Regions from separate parts of the Homo sapiens genome. Here region 1 is linked to region 2. The links are chromatin loops, found by intact Hi-C in ENCODE. Cell type or tissue: pancreas. All regions are shown on one strand. Each heading gives the region's core, and the rest is flanking DNA. Links, peaks and the distances in the headings are about the cores only.

Evidence for each region. Peaks named below come from ENCODE experiments on the same cell type or tissue, not always from the same donor. Only the 100,000 strongest peaks of a DNase experiment are listed, where the experiment ranks them.
Region 1: it touches region 2 in a loop (7-fold over the local background); 103 of 110 quality-filtered maps call a loop at or near these places.

Annotation. Positions count from the first base shown.
Region 1 is chr15:55,279,051-55,291,749 of GRCh38, forward strand. It overlaps RAB27A (RAB27A, member RAS oncogene family), which reads right to left and starts at 10,763. Exons shown (of 7, transcript NM_183235.3): 1 at 10,666-10,763. RefSeq lists enhancers at 641-935, 11,081-11,230 and a silencer at 10,451-10,980. In pancreas, for the core only: no CTCF peak of the experiment used is centred there; no DNase peak of the experiment used is centred there; H3K27ac peaks cover 2,763 bases.
Region 2 is chr15:55,215,624-55,226,510 of GRCh38, forward strand. It overlaps RAB27A (RAB27A, member RAS oncogene family), which reads right to left. Exons shown (of 7, transcript NM_183235.3): 6 at 8,266-8,389. Among named protein-coding and RNA genes, the nearest start is that of RSL24D1, 24 kb to the left of the region's middle. RefSeq lists an enhancer at 7,457-7,526. In pancreas, for the core only: a CTCF peak has its summit at 2,145 (motif pointing right); no DNase peak of the experiment used is centred there.

The DNA of each region.
Region 1 (12,699 bases), core at 1,222-5,221, 65 kb after region 2:
CAGTTCCAAACTTTGGGATAGATAATGGAAAGAATCACAAGTTACTCAAAGCCAAAATATGGCCTAGGAACCCTCTAAGAAGCAGTAGAGACAGCAGAAAGAGCCAGGCAGATAAGACTCTTAATAAAGGCCCCCATGGCCTGTCCTCCCATACTCTTCTATTTCTTCTCCACCCAGTGTCCGAGGCCTGTGACCACAAAACACAGGACAACACAGAACCTCAGAGAAGCCTTGAGGGGCAACTGGTCAACCAATTAGGGCAGGTGAAAATGGATCCAGGACTGGCAGCAGAATCACCTAGGATATGTGATGAAAATCCAAAATTCTGGGTCCCATTCAGGCCTCTGAATTAGGATCTCTGCAAGGGAGGCCTAGGGAATCTGCATTTATATCAAGCTTCCCAGGGGCTTTCTGGTTATACACAATCAAGTTTGTAAGCCACTGTTCTAGGGAGACAACAGATGGCAAAAATGTACAACTACAGTTAGGCAAATAGCCTGTACATCAAGATCATATTTAACTTCTACTAGCCTCAGATACCAAATCTGTAAAATAGGGATAATAATACTGACCTAGCAAGGTGGTTGTGAGAATCAAATGAAATAAGTAATAGCCTCACACACAGTGTCTCACATACAGCAGGTGCTCAATAAAAGTCCATTCCCTCGCTTGTGTATGGCATTCTAATGAAGACTTACAACAATAGTTTTTGAATAAATGTCACCTGTTTTGAATAAATATCACCAAGGAAAGCAGATGGCCAGGAAAGTTAAGGCCTCAATGTTAATGACTCATCAACTACAAAGGCCGAGGTCAGCAGCCTTAACCAGCGATTGAGTCATGAAATGTACTTGTAGACAGTGGTTCTCAAGCTTCGGGGTGCATCAGAGTCACCTAGATGGTTTTAAAACACAGACTCTAGGCCCCACCAGAGTTTCAGATTCAGTAGGTCTGGAGTGGGGCTGAAAATCTGCATTTCTATGTTCCCAGGTGGTGCTGATGTTACTGGTCCTAATCTGACACTTTGCAATAAAAAAAGAAAAACTATGCTGTGTATATTTCCTGTTTGACACTAGACTGGTTAGTTTCATGTAAATAGAGAAAAAAACTAAGAAACCAACAATTTCCGAGGCTGTGCTGCCTCTGTCCCTGAGAATCTTACTATGTTGTTTGAACAATGCATAGAGAGGACAGGGAGATTTGAGTTCTATCTTCCCACTCACTTGCTGTGTGACTCTGCATGAGACATATGATCTCTTCCAGCCTGAGTTTACTCAGGCTGGGAGTAAAGGTGAGCTAGACACTGGTTCCCAAACCAGGTTGTCCACCAACAATCACTAGAGCAGTATTTAAAATAAAACATAGATTCCCAAGCCCTAGCCACAAACCTAATAAATTAGAATCACCAAAGGAGAGACTGAAAAATGTGTTGTTGTTTCTTGTGGGTATGGTTTATATATATATATATATATATATACTTTAAGTTCTAGGGTACATGTGCACAATGTGCAGGCTTGATACATAGGTATACAGGTGCCATGTTGGTTTGCTGCACCCATCAACTCATAATTTACATTAGGTATTTCTCCTAATGCTATCCCTCCCCCAGTCCCCACCCCCTGAGAGGCCCCGGTGTGTGATGTTCCCCTTCCTGTATCCAAGTGATCTCATTGTTCAGTTCCCACCTATGAGTCAGAACATGTGGTGTTTGGTTTTCTGTCCTTGAGATAGTTTGCTGAGAATGATGGTTTCCAGCTTCATCCATGTCCTTGCAAAGGACATGAACTCATCCTTTTTTATGGCTGCATAGTATTCCATGGTGTATATGTGCCACATTTTCTTAATCCAGTCTATCATTGATGGACATTTGTGTTAGTTCCAAGTCTTTGCTATTGTGAATAGTGCTGCAATAAACATACGTGTGCATGTGTCTCTATAGTAGCATGATTTATAATCCTTTGGGCATATACCCAGTAATGGGATTGCTGGGTCAAATGGTAATTCTAGTTCTAGATCCTTGAGGAATCGCCACACTGTCTTCCACAATGGTTGAATCAATTTACACTCTTTTGTGAGCATGTTTTAAACAAAAGCTCCCTGTGCCATTTTCATGTATAGCCAGTTTTGAGGAAGCATTAACATGGTAATCTTTCTCCAGCATTAAAGCTCTTGGGTCTTTTTGATTTCCAATTCACTGGGTCCTGAGTCTATACTTAGCCAGTATAAGTAGCCTTCTCCTTTTATATTTGCTTCACCTGGCTATTCTTCCGAAAGGAAGCATACACTGTCCTCAAAAAAAGGAATCTACTCTGCTTAGCAGTTCCATTTCTCATATATCAATAAACTGGCATTCTGGTTTCATTTAAAAAATAAAGTCCAGGATAGGCACAGTGGTTCATGCCTGTAATCTCAGCACTTTGGGAGGCCAAGGCAGGCAGATCACTTGAGGTCAGGAGTTCGAGACCAGCCTGGCCAACATAGTAAAACCCCATCTCTATTAAAAATACAAAAATTAGCCCAGCATGGTGACATGCTCCTGTGGTCCTAGTTACTTAGGAGGCTGAAGCAGGAGGATCCACTTGAGCCCAGGATGTTGAGGTTGCAGTGAGCTGGGTGACAAAGACAAGAAAGAAGGGAAGGGAAGGAAGAAGAGAAAGGAAGGGAAGGAAGGGAGAAGGGAAGGGGGAATGGAAGGGAGGAAGGAAGGTAGGAAAGGAAAAGAGAAGGAAAAAAAAAGAAACCAGAGGCCCTTACAGACCACAGGTACATATTTGGATCTTATACCTATTACAATGAAAGCAACTAAGGGATTTTAAGCAGAAGGATATGAATTGAATTCCTTTAATTTTTTAAAATTTTGTCTCATGCTCCTCAAGAGTGTGAGTTCCTTTTTTGGGACATCACTGGCTTTGTGTGAAGAATGGGCTATGGCAGGGAGGGGCAAGAATTGGAACAGAAAAGTAGCAGTACAGGCCTTTAACCAGCAGCTGGCACAGAGCAGGCACTTGGATATTTCTGCACTGCTTTAACATAGGGAAATCATAATATACTTGTTTCACCTCCTAATGTATTTCAGAGGAGTTCAAGGAAGAGACTCTGGGTGTTAGCAAAGTTCCATCTAGATGTCACTTCTTTTGAACAACACATAGAATTTTGGATTGTCCACAGTACAACTGGTTCCAATCAAGAAGTATTAGAATAAGAACATAAAAAGAACACACCAGGAAACCATCAGACCAGGCTTCTGGAACCATCCCTGCCATCAATTAGCTATGTGACCTGAGGCACAGCTCTGGATTTCTGGGAGGGGAGCCTGGGCTACAATTTCCAAGGTCCCTACTAGCTCTTAAATTACACAATTCTGTAAGTGTAACAAATGTGGTTTCCTTATCTGGGTGGCAAAATGGGATGATGACTCAGGGTGAGGTTTTTTGTTACAGATTTTCAACCTCCCAGAGAAGCTCTAGTGAAGCTAGAATCAGGGTGTTAATAAAGAAACTGTCCAGTTTTATTATTTCCTTTCCAGGGTATGGTGGTCAGCTGGAAATCTGGGAAGTAGACATTCCTGGCAGCTGCGAGCTTATCGTGCAAAGACTGAGAACCCAAGTCCCTGTGTAACCCTTCAGGTACACGATCTCTGGGGTCCCCTGCTCATGTGGCTTTCGCTCATGTGGAAGCACACAATAGACAGGCACTGAAGACCAGCCTCTCACTTCCTCCTGCTGGTAGGCTGTTCCCAAAGGGTCCACTCCTCTCCTATGGCCAACCTGGCACCTCCACGAGAACCCCATTTCGCATGATCCCTGGGGGCAGTGGTTCTCAGTCTCAACTGCAACTGCCCATCAGAATCCCGTGTGGAGACAATAAATAAATAAATAAACAAACAAACAGCCTGAGCCCTACCCCACATTTACTGACTTAGAATTGGGGTGAGGGAGAGGTTAGAAAGACAACAGCGGTAGTTAGGCTTAGTTAGTTTTACATGATGGACAGAACGTGTAACTTGGGAAACTGTAAGCCAAAGAGGTTGAATGAGTTGTCTAATGCAGGGTTTCTTAGCGTCGGCACTGTTGACATTTTAGGCAGGATAATCCTTTGTTGGGGGCTCTCCTGTGTACTGAGAATGTTTTGCAGCATCCCTGGCCCCCACCCACTAAATGCCAGGAGTAACTCCCCAGCTGTGACAGTCAAAAATGTCTCCAGGCATTGCTAAATGTCCCATGTGGGGTGGGGCAGGGGAGAAAATCACCCCCAACTGACATACACTGGTGTGATATCACATAGTTAATAATCAGGAATATGGAGACTAAAAACCGACCGACTGATTCCTGACTGTGTTGATTCTTCCACATTCAAGCAGGAAGTCCGGAACACAGGAATGAGCCGCCACCTGAGGAAATACCACAACCCACTTCACTACACAACCCACTTCAATACACAGCCTAGGGCAGACGTGGGACCTGGGACAGCTGACCTTGTCCCTAATGAGAAAAGCCACATTAGGTCTCCAGTATTTGACTGTGAGGACAATGACTTATCTTTTCAAGGACTGTTACACCTCTTCACTCATTCTTGGAGTTGTTTCCTTGAAATGATGCGATTTATTATGAAAATCACTATTTTCATAATGATTTCTTAGCAAGAAACAAAGAAATCCTGACCACAATCATAGGTTATATTTTAAAATTCTTTAGTTTTGTAAATGAACATTTAAGTCATGACCTATTTCTGTATGTTTCATTTCTCCCCTTATTAGGGCTAGTACAGCAAGAACAAAAGTATCATATTATTGTGTTTAACTAGCTGATTTAGACCTTGACTTTGCTTTTAACGATACAAATACACAGCAGATTAGTATTTAGCCATACCCTGATAGGACTTGACCAGCCTCCCAGGTGGTGGGATCAGGCCAAGGTAGATAAACTATAGCAAATAAGAATGAACAGACTTTTCAGTCTCGTGGCAACCAATTTTATTATTATGCTTTGACCTGGCAGCTGGTAAGACTTTATATGAATTAACCAATGAAACTATGAAAAAACAAGATTAGTGGTTCTGAAATATGGTATTCAAATAGCAGTTAGAGAAAGCAGTTCATTTTCAAGGCTGCTTTCTTTTAAATAGGTACAAATAATTACAATAAAAAATAATAAAATCTTGTTTAAAAAGAACAGATCTCTAGTGAGCAAGTCACATACACCTGTCTATCTACCTTGGTCCTTGTCATATGTATATCTTCCATATTTATTGTACCAAAATAAAAAGGGGTGAGGAATTTTGTGGGAATAGGCCACTCAAAGCAAGCAGGCTTTCCATAAGACAACACTTAGTTGTTGTGGAATTATACTCAGTAAGACCACCTTAATCAAAGCACCTTATAATAAATACTCCAGAGGGTCAAAAGTGTTAACAAAACCATAAAAAAAAATAAAACCACATTGAATTACAGGCTTTCTGGCATAACAGCAGGGACAAGAACCACATGGGGCTTTCAACAGTTATGCGGCTCTCAGAGAAAAGTCAAAGTGTCTCATGAGAATGGCTTTGGCTGCCACATGTTGGATCTGGGGACTGAAGGACAGTATGATAATGAGGTGATCTTGAGTGGATGGCTAGAGATGTGATTAAAGGTCAACATGAAAACATAAGCAACTTCTTCATGACCTCTTAAGGGAAGGGATTATGCAGCAGAACAACTGCTGGTTCCAGAGTCCCACTTCCAGCTCTGCCACTAACTCTATGTGACTTTGACAAAGTGACTTAACCTCTCTGGAGTAAATTCCATTAACTATAAAAGACTAGAGTAAAATGAAATGTTCTCTAACTTCCTTCTAATTCTAATACTCCTTGGGTTTACAAATCTTCTCTTTTGGATACATGCACAATCACCAAAAATCAGCCATGGCTCAATCATTCTTTGGACATTTTCACCATCGATGCATTTCCTATGCATAAACATAAACTCCAGCTAGGGCTGCCAGACACAAAACAAGACATCCAGTTAAATGTGCATTTTGGATAAAGAACAATTTTTTAGTAAAAGTATGTCCCAAATAATGTATAAGATATAGGAAACAATTATTTAGTGTTTTTCTGCAATGCAAATTTAACTTTTTTTTAGTTTGCTAAATCTGGCACCCCACCTCCATCCCCACATTAGAATCAAAACTCTCACTCCACACACGGGAGGTTGGCTGACTAAAGCACTACATGGTAAACTTCTGTTTAAGGGCAACATATACAGACGAAAAACAAACAACCAAAAAAAAAAAAAAAACAGGAAAGGAGGAACAAAACTTTCAGCATTCCTCGTAAGAGAGGCATCTAATTTTACTTGACAATAAATAAAATATGAGTATTACTAGACCTCAATCATACAAGTACCTGCAAAACCAGAGAGTCCAAACAGAGCTGAATGCTCTCTACTCCACACACCTTACCCTACGAACATAAGTAAATTACAAACCCTTTATCTCTGCCTCCAGTTCAGGGCTCATGTCTGCACCTAGCTTAAGGGAAACCAAATCATAAACTCAAACTTCCTGACCAAGAGGCAGAAGAACAAATACAGTCCAAGAAAATCTGCAAGTGGCATAAAAAGTGAAGGCTATAGAAGGGAAAAATTACTCTCTTCAAGAACCAATCTTGTTTTAGCGATGGCAAGACAATTTCCCTTCTCAGGGGCCTGGCCAACATGGTGAAACCCCGTTTCTATTGAATAAATAAATAAGAAATGAATTTCCATTTTCTCAAATTTCCAAAAAACTTCACTCTTCTTAAATTAGCACAAGAGGCCAACACCCTGGAGATAGGCACTGAATGGCCCTGCCCAGTTTGCCCAGGATATAGACAGAGGGCTCCGGTCTGCCACTGTGGGAGGGACCAAAATCCTCACCTTTCTACTTATTTGACCTTTCCCTTTTTAAGGAAGATAAGACTATTATTTTTGGGAAAGTAGGACAGAAGACGAGAGACTTAGGAGATGTTGGTGTATCTATAGACATTGCTTCTCTTAGAAAAAAATGGATGGAATAGTGGGAAAGAAATAGCAGAACACTCTACAGACATACCATCCTGGATGTGCCCGATCTCCTCTGATCTTGGAAGCCAAGCAGGGTTGGGCCTGGTTAGTACTTGGATGGGAGAAATGGCAGAATGATCCCTATTGCTCTGTCTTCTGTTCCCTTTTTCATTAGTTCAACACATATCTCTTTGAGTGCTTAATATATGTCAGAAACCATTCTATGTGCTATGGACATCACAGTGAACAAGGCAGATTACTGGCCATCCTGGAGCTTGTCTTCTACCAGTGAAAGACAAATGTTGTGTGTGTGTGCTGGTCTGTGTATGACAGTTCTATAAATACTCGAAAGAAAACAAGGCAAGGTAAGGGGGCAGAAAATGATGGGATAGGTGAGGGATACTATTCTAGATGGAGTGGTCTAAGAAGGCCTCTCCAGAAAAATGACTTTTCACCTGAATGAAATAAATAAGAAAGCCATGCAGACATCTGAGGGGAAGAGCATTCCAGGCAGAGGAAACAAGTGCAAAGGTCCTGAGGTATGGCTGGAGCAGAGTCAGCAAAGGCAAGAGTGATAGCAGATGAAGCCGCACTCCATGCAAGGGTTGTATAGACCATGGTGAGGACTCTGTCACTTCTGAGATAAAAAGCCACTGGAGAGTTTCAAGCAGAGTGACATAATAGACTCTGGCTGCTGTGTTAAGAATAGAGTGTGGAGCAGTAAGGGTGGAAGCAGGGAAGCCCTTCAGAAGGCTTTTGCAGTAATCCAGGTGACAGAGATGATAGAACTTGGTGGAAGCAGCAGAAGTGGTGAGAAATGGTTATCATCCTAGATGTATTCTTTTTTTTTTTTTTTTTTTTTTTTTGAGACGGACTCACACTCTGTCGCCCAGGCTGGAGTGCAATGGCACGATCTTAGCTCACTGCAACCTCCGCCTCCTGGGTTCAAGCGATTCTCCTGCCTCAGCCTCCTGAGTAGCTGTGATTACAGGCACCCACCACCACGCCCCGCTAATTTTTGTATTTTTAGTAGATACAGGGCTTCACCATGTTGGCCAGCCTGGTCTTGAACTCCTGACCTCACGTGATCCACCTGTCTCGGCCTCCCAAAGTGCTGCGATTACAGGCGTGAGCCACCGCACCCGGCCTGCTGAGGAATTTAATGTGGGGTATAAGAGAAAGAATCAAGAGTGATTTCAGGGTGTTTGGTGTGAGCATCTGGAAGAGTGAAGTTGCCATTCACTAAGATGGAGAAGACTAGGGGAAAAGCAGCTTTGGGAGAGAAAACTCAAAAATCTGGCTCCTAGAGATTGTTGCTCACTTTAAAACCCTTACATCTATTTTAGAACCAAAACAATAGAAATTGAGAAGCTGACTTTAAATTTCATGTGGAAGGCCAGGCATGGTGGCTCATGCCTATGATCACAGCACTTTGGGAGGCTGAGGCAGACAGATCACCTGAGATCGGGAGTCCGAGACCAGCCTGACCAACATGGAGAAACCCTGTCTCTACTAAAAATATAAAATTAGCCAGGCATGGTGGCACATGCCCGTAATCCCAGCTACTCAGGAGGATGAGGCAGGAGAATCACTTGAACCAGGGAGGCGGAGGTTGCAGTGAGCTGAGATCGTGCCATTGCACTCCAGCCTGGTAAATAAGAGCAAAACTCCATCTCGAAAAAAAAAAAAAATTCATATGGAAATTCAAGGGACTGGATAGTCAAAACAATCTTGAAAAAGAACAAGGTTGGAGGACTCACATATCCTGATTTCAAAACACTATGTAGCTACAATAATCAAGGTAGTATGATACTAGCCTGAGGACAGACATACAGATCAATGGAATAGAACTGACAGTCCAGAAATAAACCTTTACATTCATGGTCAATTTATCTCAACAGAGGTGCCAAAACTATTCAAAGAGGAACAGTCTTTTAAACAAATGGTGCTGAAAGAACTGGATATCCACATGCAAAAAGTTGAAGTCAGACCCCCTGCCTCACACCATATTTAAAAATTAACTTAAAATGGGTCAAAGAATGAAATGTAAGAGCTAAAAACTATAAAACTTTTAGAAGAAAACATAAGTATAAATCTTCATGATCTTGAATTTGACAATGTTTTCTTAACTTTGACATCAAAAGCACAAACAACAAAAGGAAAAATAGGCTCGGTGCAGTGGCTCAAGCCTATAATCCCAGCACTTTGGGAGGCTGACGCAGGTTGATCACTTGAGGTCAGGAGTTCAAGACCAGCCTGGCCAACATAGCAAAACCCCGCCTCTACTAAAAATACAAAAATTAGCCAAGCATGGTAGCACACACCTGTAATTCCAGCTACTCTGGAGTCTGAAGCAAAAGAATCACTTCAACCCAGGAAGCGGAGGTTGCTGTGAGCCAAGATCATGCCACCGCATTCCTACCTGGGCGACAGAGTGAGACTCTGTCTCAAAAGAAAAAAAAGGAAAAATAGATTAAATATACTTCAACGAAATTAAAAATCAAGGCACGTCACAGAAATTAAGGAAGGAAGAAAAAAGGGAGGGAGGGAGGAAGAGAGAATGGTAGAAAGGAAGGAAGAAAAAAGTAGGAATGAAAACATAAAACAACATAAACCAACATAAAATACAGAAAATAATGATCCTCAGTCAAGTTCCTTCAGCATTATATTAACCTTTCTTCACTTCTAACCATCTGCAGAAACTGTTTTCCAGATTGTATTTTCCCTCTAAAGCAAGTTTTTAAGGCCGAAAAAAAAAAAAGAACAAGAACAGTGAGTGGAGAATCAACAAATTTAATTAGCAATGATTACAGAAAACTTAAATAGCACACACAACTCTATAATCCCTCTACCCCCAATTCCAACATCTGACTGATCAACCAACCATAAAATGTGAGAATCCATCCAGAAGGAAAGAACAGCTGTTAAGCTGTAGGGGTAAGGACCCTGTGGCAGAAGACCCTGAGGCCATGTGGGCCCAGGTGGCCAGCAGGAGCGGAAAGGCTGGGAAGGCTCCTCAGTCCAGGGCTCACAAGACTCCCTTCGCTTCAGGCCTGACTTTGCTGAACTGGTGATCTATTGGGACAGAGACAGGCTTTGGCAATAGTTACCAAAGCCTGTCATCATATCTGCACCACCACCAGTCCCGACCGGAGGGCCTGGCTGCCAGGTAGTTTTCAGTCTAACTGACAGGAGAAGAGAGAGCCCCTCCCTCGCAGCTAGTCTGCAGTCCAGACCCTCACCAACCGGAGGGCAACCAGGTTAAACAGTTAAACTGAAAGCAAAAGAGGGAGGAATGAACCGGGGGGCGTGCGGGAGGTCGGGGACTTTCCTCCTTTCCCTCCTGGAAAGTTTCCTACCCCTGATGGGCATCCTCCCACCTGGATGCAACCCGGAGGCGATCTGAGACCCTGGCCGGACCTGGGACCGCACCTGGCCAGCACCAGGCAGTTGTCATCACTGGGGTCTGCGCTGAGGGCCTGGGAGAGAAGCCACTCTTCAGGCGGGCTCGGGCGCCTGGAGGCGGGGAGGAAGGGCGGCGCACTCGGACCCCAGCCCTAGGACGGCCCCAGGGGGACGCCTCGCTCGGCCCTCCCGGAGGGACCGGACCCGCCGCGCGCCTCCCGCTCCTCAGGCCCCCTCACCTGGCTCGCCCCGCCGTCCTGTCCCCGCCTGGCTCGGGTCCTCGCGCGCCGCGTCCACCCGCCGCCGGCCTTTTTTGGGTCGTTGGCGGGTATTTTCCGCCTGGCCCCACATCACTTCCCGTAAAGGAGAGCGAGGTGGGGCGGGACCTTCTCTCCTCCACCTCCCGCCTTCTCCTGTCACCTCGGGAGCGGCCCCCGCCCGGCTGGCGGGGGGCGGGGTGCTGTCGCGCTCTCCCCGGCGGCCGCGCCTCCGAGGGGTCCTCTGTGAGCCCCGAAAAGGCCCCGCTCGCCTCCTTTGTCCCAACACTAGTTTCCGCTGCCCCATTCTGGAAGGCGCTACAAAATATAGGAGTGTTTTCGTTTTGGGACACAGGAGGGACATTTACAAACTGCACCAAGGACCGGTGCGCGGCGAGGTGTCGTTTGGGGACTCTCCCCTATTCACCTCCCCAAAAAGCCATGTTCTAAGGGTGTTTTCCACGGCATCAGTTCGCGGTCGCCACCGTAGCAGCCGGAGGTGCCGGGCGTACTCACGCCGGCCCCGCCCGAGGTTCCCGAGTCCGCGCGGCTCCTGAGGCGGCGTCCCAGGCCCGGCCCTGCCCCCGGCTTCCCGCCCCTGCGGCTCCTGGCTTAGGTCGGCCTGGACACGGCGTTTCCGGGGCAAGGGAATGCCCAGGATTCCTGGAAATAACATGGGAGAAAAATAAGTAAAAAATTTCGCAGGAAAAAAATCAATGTAATTCCGGGAGGAAATGGCAAACGGAGTCTCTGCTCACACTGTGTAATTCAAGAATATAAAACCACTGTAAATTTCTAAGAGTGTTAGAGCAATGAGTTTAAAAAGAAGAAAACTACAGTATGTTAAGGAACCGCCTCTGTCGGAAGAAACCTGCGCGCCTTTGCTGCCACCCAGCGGCTCTCTTCTCCCAGCGCCAACGGTGTCGCTCCGGCCTGCGGGGTAGTGAACCTGGGACTGCGTAGGGGGTCAGACCTCGTGGTTCCCACTCAGAGGCAGCCAAGTTCATCCCTCTCAGTGGCCAGGAGGTGTGAACAGCAGCCCTTGGGCCTGTCCCTATGGAGTCTAAGGCAAAGGCCCTTTGAACCAAATGTTTCCACTTCTAAGCAGAGTAAAATGTTGAGAAGCCTTAGTTCAGCTTCCCTTCTGCCTTCTAAGCCGTCTCGCTGACTTGTGTCTACCTCCACCGCAAATTCCAGCTGTCGCAGGCCCACCCGGTCAACTCCATCACCTTTCCAGTCTGTAGCTACTCACAGTTGGCATTACAGCAGTTAGCTTCTCAGGTGGGTCCAATTTACAAAATCACATATAGGATGAACCATATGAAATTACAAACAGTTGGCAATTTCATACATTTGATATAACATTTCCAGGCAAACATAACACAGTAAACTCGGGTTTAGAGATAACAAATGTCCTAACAGGTTGATAACTTCAAGAGCTCTTCCCGTGTGAGAGAAGGGCCATCAGACTGTTGGTGAGGTTAAGAGAGAAAAAGGCCGGGTTAGGTGGCTCACGCCTGTAATCCCAGCACTTTGGGAGCCCGAGGCCGGCAGATCACGAAGTCAGGAGATCGAGACCATCCTGGCTAACACGGTGAAACCCCGTCTCTACTAAAAATACAAAAAATTAGCAGGGCGTCGTGGCACGCGCCTGTAGTCTCAGCTACTTAGGAGGCTGAGGGCAGGAGAATCGCTTGAACCCGAGAGGTGGAGGTTGCAATGAGCCGAGATGGCGCCACTGCACTCCAGCCTGGGCGACCGAGCGAGACTCTGTTTCAAAAAAAAAAAAAAAAAAAAAAAAAAAAAAAAAGGGAAAAGGTAGCCTCATGTTCATGTCCAGAGGAATAGTCCTGGGAATCACTGATCAGCTAAAATCTGGGAAACCAATAATGTAGTAATTGCTAATGGCTGATATGGCACAGGGAAAGCCTGCCTTCAGCTTTCCCCACTCCTGTGGCCAGGCAAGGCTCTCACCAGGAGTATACCAGACAGGAGATCAGAAAACCTAGGATGGTG
Region 2 (10,887 bases), core at 61-4,060:
CCTGGGCGACAGAGCGAGACTCCGTCTCAAAAAAAAAAAAAAGAGTCATAACCTCAGGTCGGGCGCGGTAGCTCACGCCTGTAATCCCAGCACTTTGGGAGGCTGAGACGGGTGGATCACCTGAGGTCAGGAGTTCAAGACCAGAAACCCCGTCTCTACTAAAAATACAAAAATTAGCCAGGCGTGGTGGCAGGCGCCTATAATCCCAGCTACTCAGGAGGCTGAGGCAGGAGAATCACTTTAACCTGGGAGGCGGAGGTTGCAGTGAGCCGAGATCGTGCTACGGCACTCAAGGCTGGGCAACAGAGGGAGACGCCGTCTCAAAAAAAAAAAAAAAAAAAAAAAGAAGTCATAACCTCTGGAGTCATGCTGCCTGGCTTCAAATCCTAGTAGTACATCTTACCAACTGTGATTCTGACAAAAGTTTAACCTCTGTGCCTCCGCTGCTTCATCTGTAATACCAAATAACATCAGTATCTTCTTGTAATGATTAAATGAGTTAATATTTAAAGCACTTAGATCAGAACCTGACACATGTACAAACAATAAATGTTTCTTATTTCCAACACAGAATTGGGTTAGGTGATAAAAGCTTATTTGTAATGATGTTATTTAAAACTCAGAACACAGCCAGGCACCGTGGCTCACACCTGTAATCCCAGCACTTTGAGAGGCCAAGGCAGGGTCGGAGTTGAGGTCAGGAGTTCAAGATCAGCCTGGCCAACATGGTGAAACCCTGTCTCTACTAAAAACACAAAAATTAGCTGGGCATGGTGGCACGTGCCTGTAGTCCCAGCTACTAGGGAGGCTGAGACGGGAGATCTCTTGAACACAGGAGGCAGAGGTTGCAGTGAGCCGAGGCGGTGCTACTGCACTCCAGCCTGAGCAACAGAGGGAGACTCTGTCTCAGAAAAGAAAAACAAAAACTCAGAATACATCATCCCAAAAAAGCAATGTCACTAGCAACATGGTAAACATTAAATTCTCAATCTGTGTGTTGTGTGAAAAAAAAAGAATAAAAAATAAAAATAAATTTGCAAACTAACCCATGAACATTGGTTTAATCCACAATGTAGCTGATCTATAAAATCTACAATACTGCTCTAATTCTGGTACCTGGGACCACGCCTCCCTACACCAGAGATGCTGCACTCAGACCTGTCCTGGCCAAAGTGCTTTGTGCCTCCAAAGCATTTGCCTCCCTTACTCCTCATTAAACTCCTCACTTTCCAAGCAATCTTCATGAAATGCTGGAAGACAATGGATCTTACTCTACTGATTAATACTGACGTATAAATGATGCTTCTAGCAGAGCTGTGAGCTACTGTCCAATGTTTATTAACTTAAGCAAATATTTAATTGGTATAATTTCAAGGTATAAGAGCTCTAACTTTTCAAGTTACTCATGCTAAAAGACACACAATATTAACAAGACATACTTTAGATTTGTAACTCCAAATTCAAGTAACAAACTTCTTTCAATTAAAAGTATACTTTCTTGCCATTTGTAAACCTCTAGGTCATGGGACCAGGAGTCAGGTTAACAACTTTAAAAATCCTTAGACTAATCACTCAGAGTTTTCTGAGCAATTTGAGGCAGTAAGATTTTCATTTCTACAGGAATAAGTGAATAGAGTTCACTCCACTCTCAGCTCTGTGCCAGTAATTGGGCTGTAATCTCATCTAGCAAACTAGATGAGAGCCATAGAAAAGACCCTGAATTAAGACTTTCTTTCCATAAGAAAATGATGTTCCAGGCTGGAGGCGGTGGCTCACCTGTAATCCCAGCACTTTGGGAGGCCGAGACTTGTGCATCACTTGAGGCCAAAAGTTCAGGATCAACCTGGCCAACATGGTGAAACCTCGTCTTTACTAAAAAAAATATATAAAAATTAGCTGGGCACAGTGGTGCACACCTGTAGCCCCAGCTACTCGGGAGGGTGAGGCAGGAGAATCGCTTGAACCTGGGAGGCAGAGGTTACAGTGAGCCAAGATCGTGTCACTGCACTCCAGCTGGGTGACAGAGCTACACTCCATCTCAAAAAAAAAAAAAAAAAAAAAAAAAAAAAAAATTCAAGAGGATGTATTGTTCCCATTTTAACCATAGAAAGAGTGCTATTGTTCCTTTTCTCCACATGGTGGTGCTAATGTAGCACCACCATGGAGCCGTATTGCCAAAGACGAAAAAATTCAGCACTGCTCATCGTTATTACCAGTCTGTAAGTGGCCACTTAAAGGCCATTTGGAGTACATGGAGACCATTAATTATAATGCATTTCCAAAAATAGATTAATCACAAATTTTAAAATAAAAAATTTAAGTAAACAGATTCAAATCAATGAGAGGGGCATAAGCATTTGCAGTTTTTCACCAAGATCTTGCTTGTGGCGTAGGTCAGCATCCTGATTTCTTTTCCATTATTTATTCTCACAAAACTAAAAGATCCTAAATCTCAGTTAGAGGTTGCCAGGAATAACAGCAAGTATGTTTGGTGGTTCTGTCAAATGGCTGTAGATATTTGGCTCACATGTAGATCTAGAAATTATGAACAAACGTCTCACTAAAGTGAGAAGTGAGTTTCACACTACTTTTCACAGTCTGTTGGATGCTAATTGAACAACATTTCCAGGAAATGGCTGGTGTGCTGACTGTTTGAACCTGGGATATTGCAGCAAATGAAATCCAGATCCTCTGCTGAGTTAAATGGAGCTCTGTGAATCAGTCTTGTATGTTTGACTTATTTGTGTACTTTTCAAACATGCCCAATGCTACATCGCTAAGTTATTTCTCAAATCAAGAAAAGATGTAATCAAGTTTTAAAAGACTAAACTATTAGAGATCAAGCTATTTGTACCGCATTTCATCTAGTTCAAACTAGAGAAAACAGTGAGCATGCTGTTGAATTAAGCTACTTGAAATCCCTGAAATGATCCATACTGATATTATTAATGTTGTAAATAAATATTTTTAATTCCTCTTTCATTCCAGAACTCTTGAGCATCTTCCTCAGCAATAACCAGCAGCCTTCAGCAGGGAGAACATCATCTTAAATTTGCTGCCCATTTCTTTGCACAGTACACAAAATATGTACATTCAGTTGTCATTCTTAGTTCACATTCTTTTTTTTTTTTTTTTTAGAGGCAGAGCCTCGCTCTTTTGCTCAGGCTGGAGTGCAATGGTGTGATCTTGGCTCACTGCAACCTCTGCCTCCTGGGTTCAAGCAATTCTCCTGCCTCAGCCTCCCAAGTAGCTGGGATTACAGGCACCCACCATCATACCCAGGTAATTTTTATATTTTTGTAGAGACGGGGTTTCACCATGTTGGCCAGGCTGGTCTCGAACTCCTGAGCTCAGGTGATCCACCCACCTCAACCTCCCAAAGTGCTGGGATTACAGGCATGAGCCACCATGCCCAGCTTTAGATCATATTCACATTTTTCTCTATTTTCCTCAACTCTGAATCAAGAACAAAGGCTTATTATGACCACCAACTATCCTCTGTGAATAAAGTATGGACAGACATTTCAACGCAACCATATTTAGTCACAGAGTGAAGCCCTTGTCTGCTCACTTGTGGTTGGTGCTCCCTCACTACCAATGCCAAGGTCCCTTCCCAGCCTATATCATAGGTGATGTAATTAACTGGGTGAGAAAAAAAATCTTCCTCTCTTTAGCATGGATTTTCCAATGAGAAGTCATTGAGCATATTTCACTCACTCATGCATGGCACAAGTAGACAATTGGTTCATATCCTGTACAAGAATGACTTTGTCCAAAGAAAATATCTGCTAGCATGCTCACCTGTCAAGCAAAATGTTTGCTAGCATGCGTCTTTGATAGGAACTCAAAGTGTTGTCTTGAACCAGCAGCAGCAACATCTAGAAACTGATCATCAGTATACATTTGTGGGCTCCAACCCAGACCTACTGAATCAGAAACTGCGGGACCCAGTGTTCAGGTGATTGATTCTGATGCACACTGAAGCTTGAGATCTAATAGTGTCTTCCAAAAGAGGAATGTTGCCAATATTTCATTCAGCTTTCTCTTCTACTTGTCACTGACTTCGTAGCTATCTTTTTAAAGTGTTTCAGTAACCATGTGAACTGTAATCACTTGGCTGGCAGGAGTGCAAATTTGAACAACTTTCTGTTTTGTTCTCTTCTCCAACTTCATTGACAATATCACTCAATATAATACATTGGAAACCATTATGTTGCATTTGTTCCAGGAAAATTCAATTGGTTTACCACAGAGATCACTTTGATTTGTTAGGAAGTGACCTAAGAGCTTCATATTACAATTTAACCAAGTTTCACAGCAAAAACAAACAAACAACAACAAAAAAAAAAACATGGAAAATTAGCGGTAGACTCTTAGGCCACTACAAATTTTTTTTCTGATATTCATTATCATGCATACAATTTGCCCTTTACATTTTTGTCTGTTGTATGAAGTCCTCATTCTCAAATTTACTTGTCCCAGCACACACAGATTAACATTCCATTTTCGCACTGTAGTGTTCTTTATTAGGCTTACAAAGTTCTTCTGAGACATGGTGTTTGATTCTTTGATATGTCTATTCCAGAGAACCAATTGTAAACCAATGATCTGGGGTTTTTTTGTTTGTTTGTTTGTTTTTGTTTGTTTGTTTGTTTTGTTTTGAGACAGAGTTTTGCTCTTGTTGCCCAGGCTGGAGTGCAATGGTGCGATCTTGGCTCACTGCAACCTCTGCCTTACCAGGGTTCAAGCGATTCTCCTGCCTCAGCCTCCCAAGTAGCTGGAATTACAGGTGCCCGCCACCACACCTGGCTAATTTTTTGTATTTTTAGTAGAGATGGGGTTTCACCATGTTGGCCAGGCTGGTCTAGAACTCCTGACCTCCGGTGATCCACCTGCCTTGGCCTCCCAAAGTGCTGGCATTGCAGGTATGAGCCACCACACCTGGCCCCAGTGATCTGTTTTTATGAATTGAGAATAGAAGACAGCATAATAGTAACAAAAAATGTAAATTTATCAAACAACATACAAATTATATGAAGATATGCCATAAACTTTATCCTGTTTTCTGACTGTTAGCACATGGATAAACTAAACAATATAGTCCTTTAGTGCATGTGTAACCAGTGTAAATGTTCTAAGAATGAAACAAAACATCTGTGAAAATAATCATTAAAGTTATATGCCATATTTGTGAAATGCATGTGAACCAAATTTTTCCATCATATTTTCCTCTAAAAGTGCCAAACAGCCTACCAAACTACATGGTATGCTTTCTGTATCCTAAGGGACTCTGTTTCTAGCCCTTTCCTTTCTTCAAGGGTTTCAATCATTATCTGCTAAATCCTCTTTTCTCATTTTAACCCAATTCAAAAACTATAGATTGAGCTCCTCTCTATGAAATACTCCATAACCATCGTGACCTGGGCACAGGTCAAAGACAGTCCCCCACACCCCTCAGATACCCCATATGACAGAAGGCAGGGTTAGGCTCTGTGAAACCAGACAGGCTGTGGAATCCTAAGACCGAGGGCACAGGAAACAAGCAAAGGGCTGAAAAAGCCCACAGGGGCAAGAAGTCAAGCCTGACCCTCCCCCAGTACTTGAGAATATACTTGAATGTGCTTGTTTGATCTAGCTAACTCCTCTAACTGCCTTTTTCTTTTTTTTCTTTGCATTTACTGACATACTCTCAAAAGAATGCTCTAGGATCCATGGTTTCCATTGCTTCATCACTTACTTCCTCCTTACCCATTGCAACATACCTCACAGCTTCAACACTACAGCATTCTCTGTGGTAATCGTTCTCTCCCTGTTTCTTTTCCACTACGTTACATGAGTGCCTCTCAGGGGAGCAGGGGGACATTTCAGACTGGCCGGTAAGACTCTGTCAGCCTCCCCCTCAGAATCACCTAAGTCACTGGTTCTCAACCATTGCACATGAAGATCACGTGGGGAGATTTTAAAAGATACCAATGCCCAGGCTTTGTAATGAGTCAGCTTGGCTAGGCTAAACAACATTTCCCAGAATGCCCTTTCTGGTTAGGGTGGGCCACAAAAGAGATTTGGGGGCAATTTTGGGGGTAGGAAGTGAAGCAACCTCCATTTCATAGCCCTCATATATTGTCGCTTATCTGCTGGCTCATCTTATTGTCATAAACCTGCAACTAGACCTGCACCTGGGCCAGGTGATGTTGTTAGCCCTGTGACAAAGGGCCCCAGTTTCTGCAGGACACCCACACCAGCCAGGTCAGAGGCAACAGGAAGTGACATGGGTTTTAGTCCCTCATTATGGGCACCAGCTGGTTCTCACTTTTTCCATCCATCCCCCATTTCACATCCTTCTCCCCTTCCTGTCTGACTGTCCTGTCCTTCAGGCTTCAGCATCAGACACAAAGACAACACCTTACAGAGACTACTTACCCAGCTCCCACAATTGCATATGCTCAAATTCCTGTAACAGATCCCTTCATGTATAGGTATGCTTCTTCAAGTGAACCCTGCCTGAGAAACTCCTCCAAACCAATTATGTCTGATGGTCAGAGGTGAAGCCCAGACATGAGAATGTGTTAAAAGTTCTCTGGATGTTTCTAACATGGTTAAACACCATCTGCCCTAGGGTAAAAACCTCTACATGCAATTGCAAATCCTTGCCAGAGTAAGCCTATAGTGGATGGGAATCCTTCAGCTGAGCTAGCCTTGAGAAAAACCTAAAATCCTGCCCTACTCTATGTGTTTTTCCTGATTTATTCTTCCTTTTCCTTTTTCACAAAGCTAGCCTCTGCCCACCTCACAGACCACTGCAATCTATCAATCTCTAGTCTTTCCTCCCTCCCCACCTATAGCCTATAGACTGATCTGGAAATGTAAACATAACATCCCTCCATGCTCAAAGGCTTTCAGCAACTCCCTGTCCTCCAGGGATCAAATCTAATCTCCTTACCTGGTATTCAAACCCCTCCAGAGTCTGGCTTCTTCCTACCTGGCCAACCTATCCTCCCCCTCCCTTCCCACTATAAACCCTACCAGCTTTCTGAACCTCCATCAACCAAAGAAAGAATAAAGCAGTGATCACACAATAAAAAGGGAAAGGTTTTCTCTTGGCCTTCTTGGATTCTGCTAACCACCAAAGCCACAAACTAGGTAACATCCCCTACACCATCTACACCATCTCTATTTCCCTCCCCTCCCTTCTCAACCCACTTGCTTCCTTCCTCTTTTAATGCTATTAAGGGTTTGAATTTACATATGGGTTCTCATTGTGTGAGAGGCAGAAAGAAAGTAAAGTAAAAATTCCTTTTAGAGGCACCCTTAACACTTTAATACTTTAATAAGCAGCAGCTGACCACTTCTTTCATGTCCAGTTCATGCTGCTGCTGCTGCTGCTGCTGCTATGATCCTATTCCCAGAACTCAAGGAGAACGACAGTATTTTGCTGACCCTCCACCACAAGACCATAGACTAAGCCAAAGGAGATCTCACACTCCTCTCCCAGAATAGAAATTTCAAAACCAGCACCTAATCTGCAATAACCAATAAGCCCTTCTTATATGCTAGCATTCTCTACAATAGTACATGAAGTGGCTTTGAAATTTCCTTGCTGAGGCTGGGTGTGGTGGCTCATACCTGTAATCCCAGCACTTTGGGAGGCTGAGGCGGGTGGGTCACAAGGTCAGGAGTTGGAGACCAGCCTGGCCAATATGGTACCAGAAACCCCATCTCTACTAAAAATACAAAAATTAGCCGGGCATGATGGTGGACTCCTGTAGTCCCAGCTACTTGGGAGGCTGAGGTAGGAGAATCGCTTGAACCCGGGAGGTGGAGGTTGCAGTGAGCCGAGATTGTGCCACTGCACTCCAGCCTGGGTGACAGTGTGAGACTCTGTCTCAAAAAAAAAAAAGAAAAGAAATGAAAAAAGAAATTTCCTCGCTCAACATGGAGGATTTCTTTACCCCAGGAGTCTCCTATTTGCATCTTGGAAAGAAGGCCTTACATACTTAAGGCGCCTCTGAGACAACTCAAAGTTGTCTCTCTGCAAATGCCAAGAGTTTGAGAAAATGGGACCAAAGCACTGAAGGAGGCCCTTGCCACATGCATTGTCAATGGATCCTACTATCATATCATATAAAAAGGACACATTCAACATGCCCCAAGGCCTATGGCTGAGGTTTTGCTTTAATTGTCCACTTTTATCTTTTTCATTACCATTCACCTGCTAATGTTTATATTGAAAATGTTTTCTCTAGACTTCTCCACAAAAATACTCACCCATATTTCTCTGCGAGTGCTATGGCTTCCTCCTCTTTCACTACTCTCTGGTCCTCCAGATCACTCTTGTTTCCACACAGCACTATATCTGGGTTTTCACAATATGCATGCATCTGTAGCTGGCCTATTAATATAAGAAAGTTTATTATATATGTAAATAATAATGTAAGTGTATGATCAGTGAACAATACATGCAAAAGTGCTTTGAAGACTATAATGTATATATAGATATTGGGAATTGACATAATGCTTTCAAAGCATCAGTAATCTTATCTGTAAAGCTGAATAGTTGGGGCAGAAATATAAAACCATTCTTAAGCACATACCCCAGTTTATTGATATCGGAGAGTTTATAGGAGAATGTGCTACCTCTCAAGTGTGAGGGCCCACATGTGCACACGCACACATATGCACACACACACATACAAAACACCTTTCTTTTTTATGAAGGCTATTTGAAAAGAAAGTTGCAGGAGTTCCTAGGGTTTACTGCTAATCTTAAAACTGTTTTTATGTGTTTTTTTCTCCATAGCAATGACATTTCTAAAAGAATTGTTTTTCTCCAAACTAATCTATTTCTATCCAAAATGTTTTTCACATTTTTCTATTATCCTAGGGCAGAATCAACTCATTTAAAACAAACAAGATACAGGCTTCAATGAGAAGAAAAGACCCAGAATAAACAGTAAGTGATTCTGTCACCAGAGCCAAGTGGAAGCAGAGGACTATAATTCTTATTCCGCAGCTTTTATTTCACCTGAAAACCTGCAAATAGGCACAATTATAAAAAGCAATTGACTCAAACCAAAGAGCTTCACTAAGCTAAATAGTTTAATCTTTCAAAGTAGGAAAATAACACCTCATTTCTTACCCATCACACCCCAGAATAAAATTAAGGCCTAAACGTTCACAGTAAGACATACTTCAGAGTTTATGGCCTAATTTATTTTTTCATCATGGTTAACCAGAAAAGTGTGGACATTTTAGTTCCTCATTATGAAGTAGTGTTCATCATATCTTATCATGAGAAAGTCAAGTAGGCAGGTGTTTACTGAGCATTAGCACAGGCCTGATACTCTGCATGGAATTTCACAACAGTTCTTTGCCCTCATGGGGCAACTGGGGTAATAAGACCTACAGAGGACAGACTAAACTGTGTACCATTTCATGAAAAGCCATGCCCTTTCTTTCCTCCAGGTTGTTACACATGCTGTTCCCACATCACTGAATACTTAACCACAACCTTCCTTCAAGACTTGCTTCATGGTTACCTCATTATCTTTCTGGTCTCCAGAGTGGCTCTGTGCTCTGTTAATGCCTTATAAGGTGTTATAGGTCCATGCCCAGTGTCATGCTATGAGCACAGACTCAGGATCCAGTGTACCTAGGGATGAATCCTGGCTCTGCCATTTACTAGCTGTGTGACCCTGATGAAGTTATTTGACTGCCTCAATTTCCCCATCTGTAAATGGTGATAATGATACTACTTACTTTATACAGTCAAGGTAAGGATTAAAATGAATTAATCCAGTGATTCTGCAGGTAAAGACTGTGAGCCACCAGCCTTAGCATAACCTAAGAATTTGTTGACATGCAAGTCTCAGGTCCCACTCCAGCTCTACTGAATCAGGAATGCTGGAAATGGGGCTAGAAATCTGTGTTTTAAAAAGTCCTCCAGGTGACTGAGATGCACATTCACATTTGAGAACTACTAAGTTAATATATTAAAGCATTTAGAAGAGCATGTAAGTATCACCAGTAATTATGGTTAACAGTATTTATTTTGGGTAGTCTAGGAAGTGTGATTATTGGTGATTTCTTCTTTTTGTCTCATTTTTCCTAATTTTTCTACTAAGATTGTGCTTATCTAAAAAGCAAATTAATCAGTTATTTTAAAAACTTCACTAAGAAAAAAGTCACCTACATAAACAACTACAGTCTGATAATGGATGTAATAAGGACCCTATACACAGTATAAAATGTAACAGGGGTTAAAAGGAGGGAAAACATCTAACACAACTAAGTTTATTACAGAGAATCTCACAGAGGCCATCTTTGCTAGGTTTTAAAGAATAAGCAGAACTCCAGTTGGTTAAAAAATGGGGGCAGGTGTGGAAAGGGTTTTTCAGACAGAGAGAATAATGGGAATAAAAAATAAAGAAGTAAAAATATGTAAAATATATACTGTTGGGTTTTTGCACCACTTATGGGACTCTACAGAAGAAAGTTTAGAAATGTAGGCTACTTTAAAGTTTCCTTAGGAAACACACTAGCACTGGATGAAGAGTGACTCTGGGCATGACGTGCTTACTCCTCTGAACTCCAGGAAGACAGGACAGTGACTACCACACTACCAAATTCCTTTCAGATTTCAATCCAGGCCCAGAGGACTCAGCCTCTGTTCTGTCTCCTCATCTGAGTGGGGCTTACTTTAGACTTTTATCACCCTTCTCAAGAGGGCATGGAGAGATTGAGTGAGAGGGAGGGGTCTGCAAGGAGCAAAGGGAAAGGGGAGGGTATATAGACCTGCTCTCCTCTCCCAGGCCAATCAGGGCCCACGAGTCAGCTACTTCTTTAATGCAACACTGTGTTCTGGCACTCACCACTGATTTTTATGTATTT